2 separate regions of the Homo sapiens genome follow, and region 1 is linked to region 2. Evidence: read pairs that join two places in POLR2A ChIA-PET (ENCODE). Cell type or tissue: OCI-LY7. All regions are shown on one strand. Links, peaks and the distances in the headings refer to the core of each region. The heading gives the core; the rest is flanking DNA. Region 1 overlaps TNFAIP8 (TNF alpha induced protein 8). Region 2 has its middle 40 kb from the start of TNFAIP8.

What was found. Peaks named below come from ENCODE experiments on the same cell type or tissue, not always from the same donor. Only the 100,000 strongest peaks of a DNase experiment are listed, where the experiment ranks them.
Region 1: POLR2A ChIA-PET joins it to region 2 with 11 read pairs; 12 of 35 experiments call an interaction of 5 or more read pairs at or near these places.

Annotation. Positions count from the first base shown.
Region 1 is chr5:119,366,335-119,377,055 of GRCh38, reverse strand. All of the region lies in intron 1 of TNFAIP8 (TNF alpha induced protein 8), which reads right to left. Among named protein-coding and RNA genes, the nearest start is that of TNFAIP8, 16 kb to the right of the region's middle. RefSeq lists enhancers at 9,296-9,395, 10,507-10,566. In OCI-LY7, for the core only: no CTCF peak of the experiment used is centred there; DNase peaks (open chromatin) are centred at 8,565 and 9,349; H3K4me3 peaks cover 762 bases.
Region 2 is chr5:119,310,993-119,321,713 of GRCh38, reverse strand. It overlaps a transcript of TNFAIP8 not described here. Among named protein-coding and RNA genes, the nearest start is that of TNFAIP8, 40 kb to the left of the region's middle. RefSeq lists an enhancer at 3,134-3,393. In OCI-LY7, for the core only: CTCF peaks have their summits at 5,661 and 5,873; DNase peaks (open chromatin) are centred at 3,283, 5,893 and 8,306; H3K4me3 peaks cover 2,579 bases; H3K27ac peaks cover 5,737 bases.

The DNA.
Region 1 (10,721 bases), core at 1,474-9,473, 55 kb before region 2:
AGCACAGATTCTAGGACACCTAATATATAAACAAACAAACAAACATATATAAATACGTCAAGCAGCAATATAGGCTAAAAGAAAAATGAAATGTGTGTATGGGAGGGGGAACTATGTTATTTTATCTAGGGTACTTGATGTACTTGGGGAAGGCCTTTCCGAAAAGGCGACATTTGAGCAGAGGCATGAAGGAATCAAGGGGGACCTGTCTTGAGTTGGTGAAGTCTCCCACAGTCCCTCCCAAATATCACCTTCCAAATATCAGGAAGTCCTCATTGACCGTCCATTCAGAAATGCTCTATCCTGTCTCTAACTGCTGTTGGAAACTGCTTATCATACTTTTGTTTCCGTACTCCCTGAAAGTAAATCCTAGTGATTGGTTACAATTTATTGTTTATTCCTTGCAATAAATGACCAATTAATCTTTAATATGTATCTGCTGGATTAAAAGCATTCTCAGGTTGTTTCTGGGGGAGCAGAAAGACGGGGGGGGTGGGAAGACAATGAATACTGATTTTTATAAAACAACCGAAATAAGAGGCTACAAATAAATAACATTAGATTTAATTATATTTCAAATACTCTTACATATGAAATAAATATTCCAATGCAGTCCTTTTGAAAAAGTTTATTTTTGCCGGGTGCAGTGGCTCACACCTGTAATCCCAGCACTTTGGGAGGCTGAGGTGGGCGGATCACCTGAGGTGACAGAGAGCAGTTCGAGACCAGCCTGGCCAGCATGGTGAAAGCCCATCTCTACTAAAAATACAAAAATTAGCCAGCTGTGGTGGCACATGCCTGTAATCCTAGCTACTCAGGAGGCTAAGGTGGGAGAATCTCTTGAAGCCGGGACGGGGAGGTTGCAGTGAGCCGAGATTGCACCACTGCACTCCAGTCTGGGCAACAGAGCAAGATTTCATCTCAAAAAAAAAAACAAAAAAGAAAATTTAAGTTTATATATATTTTTTCATTTTAATTTCAGTGTTCTTTGGGTGGAAAGTGTTTATTCTAAATGCGACATTTCATCACTAAAGATAGGCATCCAAAAAGTCATCTGATAACATTTGGAACTGGCAAAAACTACTGAATAACCCACACTTTGAAAAATAATAATTGTTTTTAGTACAAATGTTGGTTCAAGATTTTTAAAAAGTCATATTCTTTAGGTTTAAGTCATAAGAAAAAGGCAGAAACTCTACCTTTCTTTGCTAGTTTGCTACGAAAGAAAAAAAGCTGAAGATTAACTAAGGATATAATCCTTACTTTAAGATCCTAAATTGAACATTTTGCCTCTATTGAAATCGGCAAACTTAAAATTATATTTAAAATTTAATAGAGCCTCCCAAAAGTTACAAAGACAAATTGTTTTATTAAAATAATTATATAATCCTTTGATGTTGATGACATATACTTGCTATATTAAACTCATTTTCCACTTGAAGAAAATAACTAAAAAGATCATTATAGTCGTTCCCTGGTAAGAACTGAAAAACGTTTTCCAAAATATACGAACTTGCTGTCTTGAAGATTAATTACTTCTCTAATGGTTAATATCTGGGTAAAATAAACTTTGGCAAGTAACATAACACAACCAATCAATGTTATAAGTAGTTGCAAAATAAAATAAATTTCTTCTCTAAAATACTTGAGCAGCCCCCACCTTTCGTAGCTGTGTCTTTTCACCTACTCACTCGTTACTCTAAAAGAAAGTCCACCACTCCACATCTCACCATTTCTATCATGGGTCCTATTTTAGGAGATAGAAGAAGCCGTGGAGACCACAGGAAGAAAAACAGAGGCCTAGAGGTTAACGTAGGGATCACAACATGACCCCCATTAATTCCCAATCACTTGCTCCCCTGTGGAAAGGTGCTTTCTGTTGGGATTATGAAAAGCAGCAAATAGCAATTCCTCCATTTGAAGCAAAGCTTACAAACTTTTGGCAGGCAACATGTTTTGGCTGGGCCCTCATAGTGTTTTTTTCTTTTTCTAATTAAGATAAAATTCATATCACATAAAATTCACCACTGTAAGCATTTTAAAAATCTACAATTCAGTGGTTTTTACTATATTCACAATGTTGTGCAACTATTACCACTATCTAACTCCAGGACATGTCCATCACCCCCAAAATTGGCCCCCAAAAGGTTCTAAGTTTTATTTCTGTAATTAGTATTTAAAAAAACTTGTAGAAGTTGGGAACTTTCAATAAAAATTCACATTTCTGGCTTCTCAGAAAAAAATCTGACCTTCTGGCAATACTGAGGGAGGAGAGTGGGAAACACAGGGTCCTCTCCAATTAGCCCCCCGGCCATTCCAGCACTTGGGTAATTTCCTGGCTCCCGTAGGCATATGCCCTAGCTACCCCGCATTGAAATGATCAGGGGCTCAAACCATTCTGAATCACTTTGCAGACAGCCTTGAGTATAAGATGCAAAGAGCTACAGCCCTCTGTTCCCTGCGCTGGCAACCAAGCTGAGCTAGAAGGCGTCCAACTCTGACTCTTCAACAGGACCCCCTGGGCTTCTGCCAACTTCTTACTCACCTTTCTCTCAAAATGTTACCTTCTCCATCCCAGGATCTTTGCTGGAATCTCTCTTCCCCTGAAAAGTCATGCTGTATCTATGTGAGGAACATCCTAACCCACTTGCCTTGTTTTCTATTTACTATCGGTACAGGTTGAGCATCTCAAATTTAAAAATCCAAACTCCAAAATATGCCAAAATTGGAAAGTTTTTGAGAGCTGATATGGCACTCACTAAAACAAAATGCTCATTGGAGCATTTCAGATTTCAAATTTTTGGATATAGGATGCTCAACCAGTAAGTATAATGCAAATATTCCAAAAATCTGAAAAAAAAAATCCAAAATCTAAAACACTTCAGTCCCAAGCATTTTGGATAAGCGATACGCTACCTGTATTTTACTTTAACTTATGGTTACTTAATGTATTTGTATTAAAAAAATTAATTCACATAAAAGGAAACCCTATATACTATGTGAATGGAAACTGATACTCCCCTAAATATATCATTAAAAATCATTAAAAAATGTTTAAAACCATAAGAAATAATTCAATGAGGAAAAAAAACACCAATACTATTAGTTTCTAGCCAGATATTGTTGCCTGCCAAAGGCTATGAATCCCCATCTACCTACATGGCACAAAAAGAGGTAAGCTTCTGTGAGCTGGCAGAGATCACATAGCCCAAAACGCAGGCATTCTCTGTGAATGATGTCAAGGACTCCAAGGACACTGAAAAGGAACTAATTTTTTTGTGATATGACTGAAGATGATTTAATACTATACCTGGGACCTCCTAAAATCAGTCACTGTACTACCAGTGGCATACGTACCATATTTGGGAAACAACCACACGTCCAGTCTTCCAAAGCTTCATGCCAATCCCTTCCGTCTCAACAGTTCTGCCTCAAAGATCTCAGCCACAGACAGCCCTTCTGAAACCTCTCTAACCCCCATGTAATATGTACTTTCTTGTATGCATGTTAACTCCTCTAGACTGAAAACTACTCAACAGCAGCAACAGGTCTTCCACATTGCATACTCCTCCTCTGGTGAAGGTACCAGTATTAACTTATCCCTAGTCACTTTCCCGTTGTATGCCTGTCTTGACGTCCCGGTGAGGAAAGTTTTGAAGTGACTTTTTAGAATTCCAAACAAGCTTCTAAATGAAATGAATGAAAAATGTCTTAGTACATGAAGTGCCTAACATAGGGAAAATATCTGCATCTCTTCACTCTCTCTTACATTTTGGGGTAAGAGTAATTTTACTATTGGGAAGTCATTCTTGGTGTACTAACAAGAGCTATCCCACATACGGCAGTTTTTATCTTATAGGAAAGTCAGTGTGGCCAGCAGGCTGTCGAAAAGGGGTTGGGTATGGTTATTAAGCTTTGTGTCTGGGGTGGATGAAGGGACTGAGTGTCTTCTGTAATGACTTCAGGTGTAATACATACCCAAGAAGAATCCAGTCATACTACCAAGGTCAGCATGGTAGAGATATAGGACAAAGATCATAAAAAATAAATGCAGTGTTAACTAACATAACTTTATTATTTATTTATTTTATTTTTGAGATGGAGTCTCAATCTTTCACCCAGGCTGGAGTGAAGTGGCGCCATCTTGGCTCACTGAAACCTCTGCCTCCCAGGTTCAAGCGATTCCCCTGCCTCAGCCTCCCGAGTAGCTGGGATTACAGGTGTGCGCCACCATGCCTGGCTAATTTGTGTATATTTTAGGAGAGATGGGGTTTCACCATGTTGACCAGTCTGGTCTCGAACTCCTGACCTCAGGTGATCCTCCTGCCTCGGCTTCCCAAAGTGCTGGGATTACAGGCATGAGCCATAGTGCCCAGCCACTAACATAATTTTTTAAAAAAATGTTAAGATACAATTTATGATGGTCAACTTGTATTTTTATGGTATGTGGGCTACTTTTTCTAAAAGACTGGAGCCTTTATAAAATCTGCACACATAGCGGTGGCCATTTAACAAAGCTAGGAATTTATTTTACTTAGTCAAATGATTAGCAAGGTTTACGGTCATATCTTTGTTCTTGGAAAATATTATATTATTGATCATATCTAGCTGTTATTTTATAAGTTCTTATAAATAATAAACTCTAAAACATCATTTCTATGAAGAAAGACAACCTATTTTATTGAACTTTTCTTCTTGATGTGATTTCTAGTATTCTTTTTTTTTTTTTTTTTGAGACAGGGTCTCACTCTGTTGCTAAGCTGGAGTGAAGTGGCACGATCTCTGCTCACCACAACCTCCACCTTCCAGGCTTAGGTGATCCACCTCAGCCTTCTGAGTAGCTAGTACTACAGGTGTGCCACCACAGTTGGCTAATTTAAAAATAATTTTTTTTGTGGAGATGGGTTTTTTTTTTTTTTGAGATGGAGTCTTGCTCTGTCGCCCAGGCTGGAGTGCCATGGCGCGATCTCGGCTCACTGCAAGCTCCGCCTCCCGGGTTCACGCCATTCTCCTGCCTCAGCCTCTTGAGTAGCTGGGACTGTAGGTGCCCGCCACCACGCCCGGCTAATTTTTTGTATTTTTAGCAGAGACGGGGTTTCACTGTGTTATCCAGGATGGTCTAGATCTCCTGACTTTGTGATCTGCCCGCTTCGGCCTCCCAAAGTGATGGGATTACAGGTGTGAGCCACCACGCCCGGCCGAGATGGGGTTTTGCCATGTTGCCCCGGCTGGTCTCGAACTCTTGGACCACCTCTGTCCACCTTGGCCTCCCAAAGTGCCAGGATTACAGGCATGAGCCACCACGCCTCGCTGATTTCTAGTATTCTCACTGCTACAAAAGGCAGAAAGTATCTTAGGAAAATAATACTGAATTTATCTCTCCGATGTTAGACAATGTATATTATAAAAAGTACATGCTTAGAGAAAAAAATGAATTCAAGTCTTTTGAATGTGTAATTTGATTCATTTTCCAAATCTGAAAATTAAATCTACCCTAACTGGAGAGTTTCCCCTTGAACTAGTATCCTGTTAATTGTTTAATTTATGCCATCCAGTCTAGCAGTTATGCTTGGAAAAGAACGGTGAGGGCAGTTAATGGACATGCCAAAAAGGAAGGTCTTTTTCTATCACATTTTCAGCATTCATCTTTAATGTTTTTTTTTGGTTTTGGAATGAAGGAAACAGACGCTACTGTTGGACAAGAAATGCAGTGTCATACAGTACTTTTAAGCTGTCAGCTGTACAGTTAGTCTTTATATAGGCAACGAACAAGTGCTTCTCTGTACCTTTATTTCCTTGAAACATACAAATACCAGACTCCACGCACAGTCCAATGCAGGGTATATTCTATAGCAAATACTCAAAATGAATGCTGTCTTATCTTCCTTGTTAATGTATCAAAATAAAATATTTTTTCACTACATCTACAGAATAAAATAAAACCATGTATGCTACCCCATCAAAATTTAGAAACCATGTTTAAACAAATGTTTTGACACTAGCTAACATGAAAAGGGGATTTAATTCTTGAATGTCTAGCATCTATGAAGTAATTTTCTTCCATTAAGTTTACATTATCACAAAATAGAGCAATCTTAGATACAGGCAAAAAAGCAAGCTACAGAATCCTTGAGTTGAGATTCCAGGTTCCCAAAGGAAAAGATTCCAGGTTCCAAATGTAGGCCTTAATAATCTCCCAGCTCTCTAAAGTTTTAATGGCATCTAATAAAGTATCAACGGGTTAGGCACTGGGTCATATTTTCTTGAGCTGACTTACTGCTCACTGCATTCTGATGGAGGGTAAAGAATGTGAAATATTTTTATATATTTTTAAATCATTAGGGATAGCAGAGAAGATGCTTGGAACTCTGGCTGCAGACTGATGTTGGGTCATAGTAACCACTATTCCTTTGTCTCTGGGCCCAAGCCCAGGAGGGGCCAGTGTTTTGCACCCTTCTGCTCTTAGAGGCAAGATTTTCTTTCCAGGCTTAATTCAGACCATTTTGACTAATAGCTTGCCTTTATTACCCATTATTTTATAGAACTTCCAGGCAGGAAGATAAAGGGTCTTTAATTTACTGTCAAAGTCTGATAAAGTCTATTTATCTTTTAACTTCTCTGTGTAAACTCAACATGGGAAAAGCTGGGATTTTAGTTGTTAAATGCATGAATTAGGGTTTGAAAGCCTCCTTTACTCAACTTAAAGAGTTTTATGTGTGGATTCATGCATTGTTTCTCTGTTGCTCAATCAAGTAATATCTTTCTCTTCTCCAATCTTTCTGCTGAAATTTGATTTTTATTTTAAATTAGAGTTAACTAGTAATAAGCTTCTGGACTGATTTGTGTTCCAGTGGCTAGAACCCAGGAAGAACTCCAAAGATGTTAAATTCCAACAAATTAAAACAGAGAGCTGCTTCTGTGGCAAAATAAACAAAAATCCATTTAAAAAACAATAAAAAAAAGAAAAGCAGGCATTTCAAACACAAGGGTTACCTAAAACATTCCCTTTTCCATTGCTGCCACAAGATGTGACAGAAGTTTTCAGACAATAAAGTGTGATTGGACCAAATTTGAAAGACAATTCATTTCAGTTTCCACCACTTTTCAAAAGAGTAAGAAGTGACCCCATTAGAGCCCTCCATCGGCCTAGACAAACCTGGTTAAGTCCCTCCCATGGGTCTGTCTGTTCTGACTTTAGGCGTGAGAACAGTGATCCAAAACACAGACTAGGAGATGGAATATCACTCACACTGGCTCGAAGGGAGCCAGCAAGAAAAAGGTCCTACCAAGCCTTCCTAAAGGTCACCCCATATGCACAATACATTATCAATGTCTGGTGTGGTTTTGACAGACTGTGGTACCATGGATGATACAACTACCTATTGAGTAAAACACAGTCCTATGCCTAAAAACCAAACAATGAGGCCAGAGGCACAAAAAATATCAATGTATGGATGATTTATGAATCTCATGAAAAACTGCCTAAGTTTTAATTCTGCAAAATATTTTACACTCTGAATCATATGCCTGTCCTCACACCTCACTGGTTATCAGGCATTTTCTGTTTGCCTACAATGTGCCCATCATCATAAAAACTAGAAGACGCTTACCAGCCACTTTCAGGTCCAAGAGTCTTGAGCACTACAAAGCTAAAGAAATTACAGTTTCAGACCAGGGATTCATTTAACTCAATGAAAGTTTGGGCCAGGTGCGGTGGCTCATGCCTGTAATCCCAGCACTTTGGGAGGCCCAGGCAGGCGGATCACTTGAGGTCATGAGTTCGAGACCAGCCTGGCCAACATGGTGAAATCCCATCTCTAATAAAAATACAAAAATTAGCTGGGCATGGTCATGGGTGCCCATAATCCCACCTACTTGGGAGGCTGAGGGAGGAGAATCACTTGAACCTGGGAGGCAGAGGTTGCAGTGAACCAAGATTGCACCACTGTACTCCAGCCTGGGTAACACAGCAAGATTCCCTCTCAAAAAAAAAAAAAAAAGAAAAGAAAAGAAAAGAAAGTTTGGCTTATGTTAACAGTTCCCTTTTTTTCCCTAAAAGCATCCTATTTGAACAGGTATAGGGTATTTAGGGTAGAGGATTCCAGTATTTTCAAAAGGCCGGAGTTTTATCAAGCTCAATGTACAGCATAGCAGGGGCTACTCAGGCCTGCTCCCATCATGAAAGAAGAGTCAAGGAGCTCCAGAGCACAAGCACCTCAGGGTCACAGCCATGTCCTGCCCCAGAACAAGAACTTAACCTCATTCTTTATAAACATGGTTTATTGCTAAGTTTGGCAAATGAAATTTAGTTGGGTCCCGAAAAATGTCCCAAAGAATCATTATTGACTTTACCTTACCCCAAACTAAAAACACTTGCAAGCATTTTGTATTTCAAATCATCTTTCCCTGGCACAGTTTCTTATTTGAAAAACAAATAGACGCTCAGAGATTGACACTTGCATGGAGTTAAGTCTTCAGAAAAAGAAAGTTTTTTGTTGTTGTAGACACTCTCATCTAATAAATGCTGTGACTAATTTAGTATTTCCAGGAAATGTGGTGTCAAGGCTTCTTAAACCCCAACACAAACACACACACGCACACACACACACACACACACACACACACGCTGCTTAGAATAGGTAAGTGAAAGAAAGAAGAGAAAGTGTGGGTTTTTTTTTTTAACAGACAGGAGGGAAAATTATATTATTTCGGGAGATAGCAAAAAAAGTATGAACTTACTTTTTAAGTCATAAAGCAATAACTGTAGGCAACAAGATGCCAAAAAACCTGTTAGTATCTGTCAAAATAGTATGATTCTTCCCAAGTTGCTAAGTGACTACCTGACAAATGAAATTAAGAACTACAAGACTGATGGGAAGCAACTTTTGGGGAAAAAAATGCTATTTCAAGTGGACCACAGATTCAAGAAGAGAAGTCATGTAGTGTACCTGGCACACACTTGCTACTTTTAATTTAAGCTGCTTTACAGGCAGGGAAACATTATTTCACCATTACCTACCTCAGTGGGGAGATGACTTAAAAGGAACTAAACATGAAAGAGATAACAAGGAGAGAATACTGACTCTAGCTGATTCTCATGACTATTCAAATATCCTCTTATTTCATTTTTAAAAACTGAACAAAACACCAGCATCATGAAATAAATTTCAATCTATATAATAGAATATGTCAGGTAAAGTGATGGCCTGAAAAAAAATGAGAAAGCAAAGGGATAGGCTTTGAACTTTAACACTCATCAGACATGTTGAAATGAGTGACAAAGACCTATTCTGTCCAGAAATCCCCGCTTTATTTTTAAGCCTGGAAACTGGTTTGTCATATCTATACTGAATACTTCCTGTCCAAGGGCATGCTAATGGCAACAAACTGCCAAGTTTAGTAGCTGCCTACATGTAGTCAATTGAGTCATTCATGGAATAAAAAACAACATCAAACATTTTTTTAAAAATCTGGCTAACTGAAGCTTTAAAAGATATACAATTAAAACATGTTTAACTAGTTCACAAGATAGGGATAGATGGTGCCATTTAAAAAAATAGAAAGGAAACAACAGACAATATTACTCTGAGACACTTTTGCTGGTAGGTTCTATACTATTCTAGTACCACTACCAAATATAACAGTTCTCTCCCTCCCATCCTCTACGACAAAATAGTCCAGTTGACATTCCACGTTTCATTTAGAAAATTGCCTAAGACCATAGAATGACTCAAATAACTAAACAACAGCAACAAAAAAATCAAATTATTCCTTTCTTTGCTTAATTTGGCCGAATTGCATTTTTAAAGGAAGGGTTATCTGAGAATTTAAAGAACTAGAAATGCAGAGGACTAAAACAAATCAGGAATGTAAACTTTATTAATGGGTCAATGGACCATGATGTTACATTAAGAACTCATCTTTGGGAAAGAGGAAAACAATTAAGGATTGCAAGAATGACCCTTTCCCCAGCAACCCTGAGGGCTGGGTGGGCTCAGCTAGGCTGCCTCTCCTAGCAGCAATTATAATTTACCCGATTAACCCTTACACATGTTGAAACTAGCCAGCTTGTTTCACTGCTGAGACCTACAATCAACATCTCCTCTCCCTCATGTCCCTCCCCATTTGCACAGAGAGGCAACCCCAAAGTATGCTGGAATAGGTAGGTGGCAAGGACAGGAATGTCAAGTAATCACCCCTATACTTCTAGGGTCATCAGCCTAATCACCAAGTCAGAGCTATGGCCAAGTAAGCCAAATAATTTAAACCAGTTCTACCCCTAAAAATCCTCTGCCTGAAATCCTTCAGGAGGCCTGCTTACCATCAGACTTGTTAATGAGGGAAACCCCCCGAAGTTAGGTACAGCTTCACTGGTTGGAAGTGATGGCTTTAACCCTCCAACAAACCACTCACCACTGGCCCTCCAGAAATGGGCATCACGATGTCACAGGCAGCTTTGAAATGATGCCCACAGGCAGACACCACTGCTTTTCTACTTCATCATTTGCCATTTTCAAGCTTTTTTGAGGAAATCATTTTTATAACCCAGTAAGAAAGTTGCTAGAAATCCAAGCCAACATAACACTGCCCTGGCTTCCGACTGGCCCCAATTTAGCAGTTGGAAGAGGGGCAGCATTCCTCAATGTCACATCCTTGTTTATGGGCCTCTGCATTAATCCTGCCTCAGAAGCACTAGAGAGCTTCTGTGTCCTCCAAATGCC
Region 2 (10,721 bases), core at 940-8,939:
ACCCAGAAGAGAAGTGATGGTGGGAGAAGCAGTGAGATTTAGGATGTGCGTATTTGCTAGGGCAAGTGGAAAGAACTTGCTGCCAGGTGAGCTGTGTGATGAGTGAACAGAGGAATCAGGATGCCTCCTGGGCTTGTGGCCTGAGAGCTGCATGCACGAAAGGCAAACCCAGGAAGGAGCCAGTGTGGGGTAAAGGGCATGCAATCAAGATGCCTATTTCTAGTGGAAATGTAAAACAGACAACAGAATAATCACATCTGGAGTTTGGGAAAAATGTGTTAAATACATTAATTTGGAAGTTATTAGTATTGTATTTATCCTCCAGGACTAGAAATCATCCAGATTCTCAATCTTGGCTGTATGCTGGTATACCCAGTAACAAAATATGAACAAAAAAAACCAATTCAAACCAAAACAAAACAAAAACTGATGCCCACAAGTCTTCCCCAAAGGTTCTCAATTAACTAGACTTGGTATCCAAGTCTAGTCTTTTTTTTGAGATGGAGTCTCACGGTGTTGCCCAGGCTGGAGTGCAGTGGCTCGATCTCGGCTCACTGCAAGCTCCGCCTCCCGGGTGCACACCATTCTCCTGCCTCAGCCTCCTGAGTAGCTGGGACTACAGGCACCGGCCACCACGCCCGCCTAGTTTTTTTGTGTTTTTAGTAGAGACGGGGTTTCACCGTGTTAAACAGGATGGCCTCAATCTCCTGACCTTGTGATCCGCCCACCTCGGCCTCCCGGAGTGTTGGGATTACAGGCATGAGCCACCGTGCCCAGCCAAGTCTAGTCTTTTTTAGTTTTTTGTTTTTCGTTTTTTGTTTTTTTTTTAGCAGGTTAAGAACCCTAGAGACAGTGTAGTATGAAGAAGAAAGTCAAGGACTAAGCCCTGGGGCAATTCCATCTGTAGAGGCCCTTGGAGAGAACAGTTATTCAGGTAGGAGAAAAAAAGGGGATGTGATGCCCTGGAAGTCAAGTCAGGACAGTGCTTCAAAGGGAAGTGAGGGGGTGGGGGTGGTTACAAGGTCATACTACAAAAAGAAAAAGAAGGGGGCCGGGATGGATGATGCCAACTACTACTGAGAGACTGAAAAAGATGAGGACTAGAACAGGCCATGGGATTTGTTAAAATGGAGGTCTTTGGTGACCTTAACAGAAAGGGTTTTTGAGGAGTAGTGGAGTGGGGAGGGGCAGCAGGAAGGGGAGATTGTACACACCCCAGGAGACAAGTCTTCTAGCAGTTCTGCCAGAATGGGCAGGAGAGAAGTGCCATAGAGCTGGAAGGCTACATTGAATAGAGAAATTTCTTTAACTTGTTTTTTAAGAAGGGTGATAAAAAGGCATGTTCTGATGGTGATAGGGATGTTTCCATAACTGGAAAGAAATTGATGTGCAAGAGAAAGAATATAATTGCAGGAGGACTTGAAGAAGTTGGAGAGAAAAAGCCTTTAGGGACCCTGAACCAATGAATCTGAAATTCCCCAACTGCCAGATGTATCTTCATTTTTCATTTTCCGGGAGATGTAATATGTCCTAAAAATCACAGTCGCTAGATTGAAATCAACCTTAAAAATCATCTAGTCCAATGTCTACTCCCAGTCCACTACTTGAATCCCCTGTGTCCCCTCCCAGTAGTCGTCTTGACAACCTCCACTGAAAGGCAATTTCTACACTCCATCCACCCCACCACCAACCCATGGTTCATGATCTCTTCGGACACTCCTTGAACTGAACAGAAATCTGTTTTCCTGTGCTTCAATCCACTGGTTCTGGTGCTGTGCCTTCGGGATACACAGAACATGTCTAATCCCTCTTTCACATCTTTCAAACAAACGAAAACTAGTAACTCCTGTCCCACCTTGTTAATTATGTACTTCCTAAACCAAGCCAGTTCTTTTCACATGTATGGACAAACAGATTCTATTCTAGAAAATATCTAGACATGGGCTACAAATCCACCTCGGCGTTCTTTAACATAAAGAAGGTACTGTCAAGCATAATAGAATAAAAGGTGCACCAATATACATAGAAATAACCCATAATAATCCTGGTTACCAAGAAACCAGAGAGGTTCCAGGCTAGTTGGACTTAATCCACTCAATCCTTAAGCACTCATTTAATTATCTCTCTCTCCATCTTGTTCCCCAATTCTAGCAGAGAACTCTCCCACAACATGTGTGTACGCATACACACCACACACTCAACATATGCACATTCACTCAGACTCTCAGATAGGAGAAAATTTGACCATCAACAGCTGCCGTGTTATTAAGCACACGTTGGAATGTTCTCATTAAATCAAGTTTTTAGGAAAGGGTCTCTACAGTATTAACTGATTATTTTCTCGAAACCTCATGTTGGAATACAAACTCCAAAGCCAGAAGAAAAACCTAAATGTTTACATATCCAAACGGATTATTTTATTTCATCTTATCTTATTTCAGGGACAGGGTCTCACTTCATTGCCCAGGCTGAAGTGTAGTAGTGCCATCACAGCTCACTGCAGCCTTGAACTCCTGGGTTCAAGTGACTCTCCCGCCTTCACCTCCCAAAGTGCTGGAATTATAGGTGTCAGCCACCACACCTGGCCAAGAATACTTTTAATGCAATTATAAATTAAGTTAAAAGCACAGTTACAAAAGCCAGGATTAGACTACAATTAAAGTATCCCTTGAATTATGGAGTCACTGCTAATATTCAATGAAGAAACAGGTATGTTGTTCCAAAACTGAAGGAGTATTCATGCCAAATATCATATGAGCTGTTATTCTTCTAGTCTTATTTTAAAACATTCCAACCACTGGAAGTGAAAGGGACCCAAACACGTAAGAGTACTGGCTTAGTGTCTCAAATAACCCTATAATAGGCTAAAACAATTTTTAAAACCAGTATAGTAATTAATGCAAAATGCACATGGTAGGTTCTGAAATGTTTTCTGAATTAATAAACTGCATTACGCTGGAGTCAAGGGTTCATGAGATGGTGAGGAGGAAGGGGAGGAGGGGCAGGAAGAGGGACAGGAGAGGGGAGGGGGCAGGAGGATGCGGGGGGAGGAAGAAAAAAAACTGAAAAACTATAACAGGTATCACTCCAGATTCATATGTACATCAATTTAGTTCTAGGCTAGGCACAGTGGCTCATGTCTGTAATCTCAGCATTTTGGGAGACTGAAGCACGAGGTTCACTTGAGTCAAGGAGTTCAAGACCAGCCTGGGCAACATAGGGGAACCCCGTCTCTACAAAAATAAAAAATAAAAAAAATTAGCCAAGCATGATGGCACATGCATATAGTCCCAGCGACACAGGAAGCTGACGTGGGAGGATTGCTGGAGCCCAGGAGGTCAAGGCTGCAGTGAGCTGTGATCACATTACTGCACTCCAGACTCCAGCCTGGCTAACAGAGGGAGACCTGTCTCAAAAAGAAATCCATTCTAGAACAAAAGGCTGATATAGAGCACTAAAGGTACCACTTGAAATCCCCGTTTAAAGGGACAAACTGAAAAAAAAAAAGAAGTGTCAATCAATCACCTGCAAAAGATCAATGAATTCAGAGCATTTCAAGAGCTGTGACTACTTTGATCAGTTTTGGGGAAGAAAACAGTTTGACTATAATTAATGTTTGACTATAATTAATTAATATAATTAATCAAGGTGGTAAGTCAATTAAATTCACCACCTTGATTAAAGACTAAATTTGACAACTGCATACAAGAAAAAAACACAACTTATTTATGACGAAGATCTTTTATGTGTCCCACACTCTGGAAAAGTGGATGTGTCCAAAGGAAATAAAGATCATGATATCAACTATATAAGGTAGGGCTGGGTGCAGGAGCTCACGCCTGTAATCCCAGCACTTTGGGAGCCAAGGCGGGCAGATTACTTGAGGTCAGGAGTTCAAGACCAGCCTGGCCAACATGGTGAAACCCCCGTCTCTACGAAAATTAAAAAATTAGCCAGCATGGTGGCCTATGCCTATAATCCCAGCTACTTGGGAGGCTGACGCAGGAGAATCATTTGAACCTGGGAGGTGGAGGTTGCAGTGAGCCGAAATCGCGCCACTGCACTCCAGCCTGGGCAAGAGAGTGAGACTCCATCTCAAATAATAATAATAATAATTATTATTATTATTATCATATAAGGTAAATATTTGATGATAAATATAGGTCAATATAACCTGCTATGAAAGCATCCTGAATATCTCAAAATTAAAGAAAACTGATTTTGATACAATTAAAAAATGCCTTTCTTAGCCTCCCCTTATCTAATCAAAAGGAAGAAAGAATAAAAAGTCTCTACAGCACATAGAATCAGATTTCTTATATAATTTCTTATATAATCACTTTCAAATGGTTCATTCTGTAATTTTAGAAAACTTTATATCAGGCCAAACAATTTAAAAGCATATTTAAAAATTATTTATTTTGGCTAATTTCTATTGGTTTAATGTTCTTAACTTGGGTCTTCTTCCAAGCCATTCAAGTACAATAAATTTATGGACTACAGGAAGAAGTCCTACCCAAGAAATCGGAACCAGGAGGTGCACCAGCCACAAGGACAGGCCTCCATGATGGCAGACGCAGAAGAGGCTCAAAGGGCAGAGGCAAAACTACTTCCTTTTTATTATCTTGCCGGGTGGCTAAAAATGTAAAGTTCTACATGCTATTATTTCCTCACAACAGGCATATACATTGCTCTGGCATTTCTTCAGCCTGATTTTTCTAGAACATTGTTTCTCAGCCTTGGTTCTACTGATATTTTGGCCCACATAATTGTTATGGGGAGCTTTTGGGTGCATTGTGGGATGCTTTGAAGCATCTCTGTCTTCTACCCACTAGATACCAGCAGCAAACCCCTCCCAGTTTGCTAAAATTGTCTTTGGATATTACCAAATGTCTCTTGCGGGCAGGGCAAAACTGCCCCCAGTTGAGAGCCATGTTCTCGAGCACTGGTTCTTAAATTGGCTACATGTTGGAAGCATCTGAGGAGGTTTTAAAAATACTGATACCTGAGTCTCACCCTCAGAGATTTTGACTTAATTAGTCTGGAGTAGGCCTGAGGCACCTGGATTTTTGAAAGAGATTCTAATGTGCAGCCAAGTGTGAGAATCTCTGCCTTAGAGTTTATCAATACCATCAAGTAAGTCATTTAATCAATTTAACCCAACTCAAAAATGCATTGTATCTCTCCACACTAGGGTCTTCTTTATCTTGGTACCAGAATCAACATGATTAGGGGACATAGAAAGAAGTGGAGAAGGCCAGGTGTGACGGCTCACGCCTGTAATCCTAGCACTTTGGGAGGTCGAGATGCGAGGATCACTTGAACCCAGGGGTTCGAAAAGAGCCTAGGCAACATGGCGAAACCGTTTCTTACAAAAAATATGAAACTTAGCTGGGCATGGTGACACATACCTGTGGTTCCAGCTACTCAGGAGACTGAGGTGGGAGGATCGCTTGAGCCCAGGAGTTAGAGGCTGCAGTGAGCTATGATCTCACCACTGCACTTCAGCCTGGGTGACACAGGAAGATCCTGTCTCAAAAAAAAAAAAAAAAAAGTGGAAGAACTAGAAAAAGGTCAACTGTAGTTCTAATCTGCAAAGTTCTTTACCCTTTTAGGTGAACAGGAACTAGTGCATAAAAATTTATTTCAGCTTTAACATTGCAACTAAAAACACTCCAGTTTTGGAGATTTAGAAAATAAGCCTCACAGGTAGGAAGACAGAATTACTTCCTCACATGGTAAAATGCCAGCTCTACAATGAAGAAACTCTGGAGCTGCCATCTCTTTAATGGGCACCATTAAACCAGCCTCAGAGAAATGCCAAGTTCATTTAAAATAATAAACAAATCTGTGTGTGTGAAGACACCCAGAGGACCCACACAGGAACTGCAATCAAGACTTCTGTGTGTGTGGGTGGTGGAGGTGGGGTTCATCTTCAGATAGACGACACTACCAGGAACCTGTCAGGAGCTGACAGCAAAGCTTGATTCCTGTAAAAAAGCTCCAAGGTCATGAACAGCCCACATGCTTCCCTCCTGTCCATTACACCTCGGGGTCTTCTGCCAGCTTCCTCAGTGTGTTCAACAACACTGGGCCTGACTCCAACTTCTGCAGACAGTGGCACAGCACTGCCCCTGAAAGGCACTGTTCCCCTGGGAGCTAGACTGTGGCTACAGTATTCTCATCAAATGTGTGCCAATCTACTGGTTATGCCAACACACATTGTCTGTTGTTTTTTTGATAAGAAAAAAGTAAGGAGACACACACATGCATACACACATAATAAGGATTCTTCTCCCATTTCAGGAATAAGAATTATCAGTAACTTATGGCCAGGTGAGATGGCTAATACCTGTAATCCCAGCACTTTGGGAGGCCAAGATAGGTGGATCATTTGAGGTCAGGGGTTCAAGACCAGCCTGGCCAACATGGTGAAACCCTGTCCCTACTAAAAATACAAAAAATAAGCTGGGCCTGGTGGCGGGCACCTGTAGTCCCAGCTACTCAGGAGGCTGAAGCAGGAGAATGGTGAGAACCCCGGAGGCGGAGCTTGTAGTGAGCTGAGATCGCACCACTGCACTCCAGCCTGGGCAACAAAGAGAGACTCCATCTCGAAAAACAAAACACAAAACAAAACAAAACAAAAAACCACACACACACAAAAATTAGCCGGGCGTAGTGGTGAGTGCCTGTGATCCCAGCTACTGGGGAGGCTGAAGCAGCAGAACTGCTTGAACCCGGGAGGTGGAGGCTGCAGTAAGCCGAAATCATGCCACTGCACTCCAGCCTAGGTGACAGAAAATAATGAAAAAAAATAAATAATTGGTAACTTGTAGTAAGTGGTTAGGATGAGTACAGTACTTTACTATGCGCCATACATGCTTTAATCTTACTAACTCCTGACAGCACTGAAAAGCAGGTCCTATTAATGTCCTCATTTTATAGATAAAGTAATTGAGGCTTATGCAGTCTTAAGAAATTTATCCAAGGCAAAGCCAGGACCTGGACCTATTTCTCTCTGGCTCCAAAGCTGATGCTTTTAACCACTACACAGTACTGTCTCTCTGGTTCTCAAAAACAAAAAAACAAATCCCAATCAGTGATATGAACTCAACTCTACCACCTGTGAGTGTTTCAAGTTCTTACTGATTTGGGTTGGACAAGGTTAGAAGAAAAGTTTGTGGATATGGAGAGGATGCATGATACACAAATTTTGTTCCAGACTCCATCAACAAGACCACAGGGCACCGTGTATGTCTTTGAATCTGTCTGTTTTTGTGTGTGTGTGCATGTGTATATGACAGAGAGAGGAAACATTTCACAGAACATATGAACATATCCGGGAAAACCTGGTCTTACCACTAGTTTGTAAGTTCCAAGAGGACAGGGACTATTTCTATCAGCATTTATTCAGTCAGCAACTAATACTGAGTGCTTACCACTGGCCAGACCCTGTCCCATGTGCTGGAGATTCACAAATGAACAAAACAGACGACAGACATGGTTTTTTTGTTTGTTTGTTTGTTTGTTTGTTTGTTTGTTTTTAGAGACAGCATCTCGCTATATTGCCTAGGCTAGATGCGAATTCCTGGGCTCAAGTAATCCTCCTGCCTCAGCCACCCAAGTAGCTGGGATTGTAATGCCAGGCATGTGTCATGACACAGGTCATTCTTAACCAGTAATTATGCTGCCTCTACTAGATTTTATGCTAGTTGCATTTACTCTGTCTATAGCAAGGAAAACTAACTTAATTTTGTTTGTCCCTTTAACCTCAAAACCCACACATGAATGCCTAGTGAATAATAAGCACTTTAATATTTGCTGAATAAATGAATTGGTCAGCAGCATACACTTTAGCACTTAATTCAAAAGCTAAGTGAGATGCAAAATGTTTCATGTGCTTGAGCCTTGTTGCTCCAGCTAGTGTATAAACTTCTTAAGCACAAGGATCACATTATGTTTATATGTACCAAATAAAAGCATTCCATCTTAAGGCTGCTTCACAACATACCAGTCCCAGAATTTAAAATAAGCACACATAATTTGTACTTCCATGAAATTATTAAAGGTACTGACAATTCTATTAATAAACATCATTTGTTAAAAAGGAGGCTATCATATTTTGGCAAGTACTAAACTTTAGCAAATGCATATCTTCCCTGTTGTAGGGCATCTTTAAAATAAAAGAAAATGTCAAAGCCCGTGCCTATTATGAGACCCTTAGGAACAGTATAACATCTCTGGATTTGGGGGTTTGGCAGCTCTGGCAATGGTGGTCTCAAGAAAGTGAAAGCAAAACCTACTCCCCTTCCTTCTCTCCCTCCACCCTGGCCCCCAAAGCCTCATGTTTCATTACAAGCTGAGTGCCCTCAGACTTCCAAGTACCTTTAAGGTTTCTGTAAAACTCCTTTGAGCTTGTGGCAGATTTCAAAAAGTGGGCTTTTAAAATAAGCAGAAGAATTTTCTTTGGAGCTGTTAAGTAGTCTTGAACTCAAATATAGATTCTTGGCTTTGAACTAATTATCTATAACAAAAATGACAAATACGAAGCTGACCACTCTTACCCAATTGTTCTGGAAATTTCTGAAGCACTGTCAACCATTTTCACTGCATATAATATCTTCTCAGTGTAATTCTTCCCCATCTTCATTGAGGTTCTTTTAATATAATTTAACCCTTCTTAATATTAAGCCAAGTAAGGATTATAATAATAATCAAAACAAGTATTTGTCCCGGTTTTTATTAGATAGCCTATTTTCCCAAGTACAGATTATCCTAGTGAACTTCATTTTCCCTTTTAAAAATGTACATTCTATTCAGAATCTACAGAACTTTTAATTACCACATTTGCCTATTCTGCATGATCTGAGAGCTAACCTCTGCCCTTTGGTATTCTTTCACTGTAGTTACCCAACATTTTCCTTCTGAATGTAGATCTTCATATTCTTTTTTTTTTTTTTTTTTTTTTGTATTTTTTGCAGGGACAGGGTTTCACCATATTGCTCAGGGTAGTCTCGAACTCCTGAGCTCAAGGGATCCACCCTGCCTTGGCCTCCCAGTGTGCTGGGATTTCACACGTGAGCCACCGAGCCCAGCTACATTCTTATTTCCTAAACTTTACAAGTTCACACTCTTCCCTTTAAACAAATGTGCCCCCTCTGGCGGTGTCATTTGAGTCCCGGTGTATGTCATTAAGCCTCTTAACCTCAACCACTACTTCCCACTGAAATAACTCTATTTTCTTTTTTTCTAATGAAAAAGTAAGACATGTTCTATGTAAAAATTAAAATATGGTGAGCACTTACCACTTACTATGAGCCAGGCATTGAACTAAGTATTTTTTAATCTTATTTTCATCCTCGTGATATGAGGTCAGTGCTTTGATGAGTTCCATTTTACGTAAGAAAGTAGTTAAGCAAATTGCCAAGTTACAATAGCAGAAAGAGCAGAGTCAGAATTTGAATCCAGCTCTGTTTCCAAACTCTGGCTCAAACTGCTGTGTCAAACCAGACTCCTCCCCAATCCATTCCCAGCTAGAATCCCAGATAATAATTTGGTTATTTTTTTTCCCAAAGTTTTAAATACCAAATAAGCATGCCTATCCTTTGCCCTACCACCTTCTTTCTTACTTAAACAGGACCATATTATATACATTAGTTTAAAAGTTAATACTATAGTGTATCTTTCATAGTCAATATATAAAGCTCTTTTTTCTTTCTGTCATGGTTCCACACTAGTCCATCCTGTGGTAGTACTGCAACAAAGTTAACCTTAGTTAAACTAGGTTTGGTTAAATTTGATGAACATTTAGGCTGTTAAGCACCACAGGTCTATGGATACTTTCATTCCTCTGCTTAACACTCAAACTCTATAAACCAGAGCTTTGTCCCTCCTTCACGGGTGAACACCCACAATGTCCCTTCATCAGCACTTCCTAATAATTTTACTCTGCTCTTGCTAATCACCTTATTTGCCCGTTCCATTGATATGAGTTCATTCACTGATTTTTTTTTTTTTTTTTTTTTGAGACGGAGTCTCACTCTGTCACCCAGGCTGGAGTGCAGTGGCGCAATTTTGGCTCACTGCAACCTCCACCTTCTGGGTTCAAGTGATTCTCCTGCCTCAGCCTCCCAAGTAGCTGGGACCACAGGTGCGCCACCACACCCAGTTAATTTTTTGTATTTTTAGTAGAGACGGGGTTTCACCATGTTAGCCAGGATGGTCTCAATCTCCTGACCTTGTGATCCACCTGCCTTGGCCTCCCAAAGTGCTGAGATTACAGGTGTGAGCCACCACGCCCAGCCCATTCATTGGGTTTTTAATATTTATTTGACTGTTCAAAATTCACAGTGCCATTTCAACCTTTTGTTTCCTTTAAAATGAACACCAAGGCCGGGCACAGTAACTCATGCCTGTAATCTCAGCACTTTGGGAGGCCAAGGCAGGAAGATCACTTGAGCCCAAGGGTTCAAGACCAGCTTGGGCATCATAGCAAGACCCCATGTCTATGAAAAATTTTAAAAATTAGCCAGGTGTGGTGATGTGTACCTATAGTCCCAACTACACTGGGGGCTGAAGTGGGAGGATCGCTCAAGGCCAGGAGGTTGAGGCTGCAGTGAGGTATAATCATGCCATTGCACTCCAGCCTAGGCAACAGAGCAAGACCTTGTCTCAAAAAATAAAACAAAACAAAACAAACAAAAAACAGATAAAATGAACAC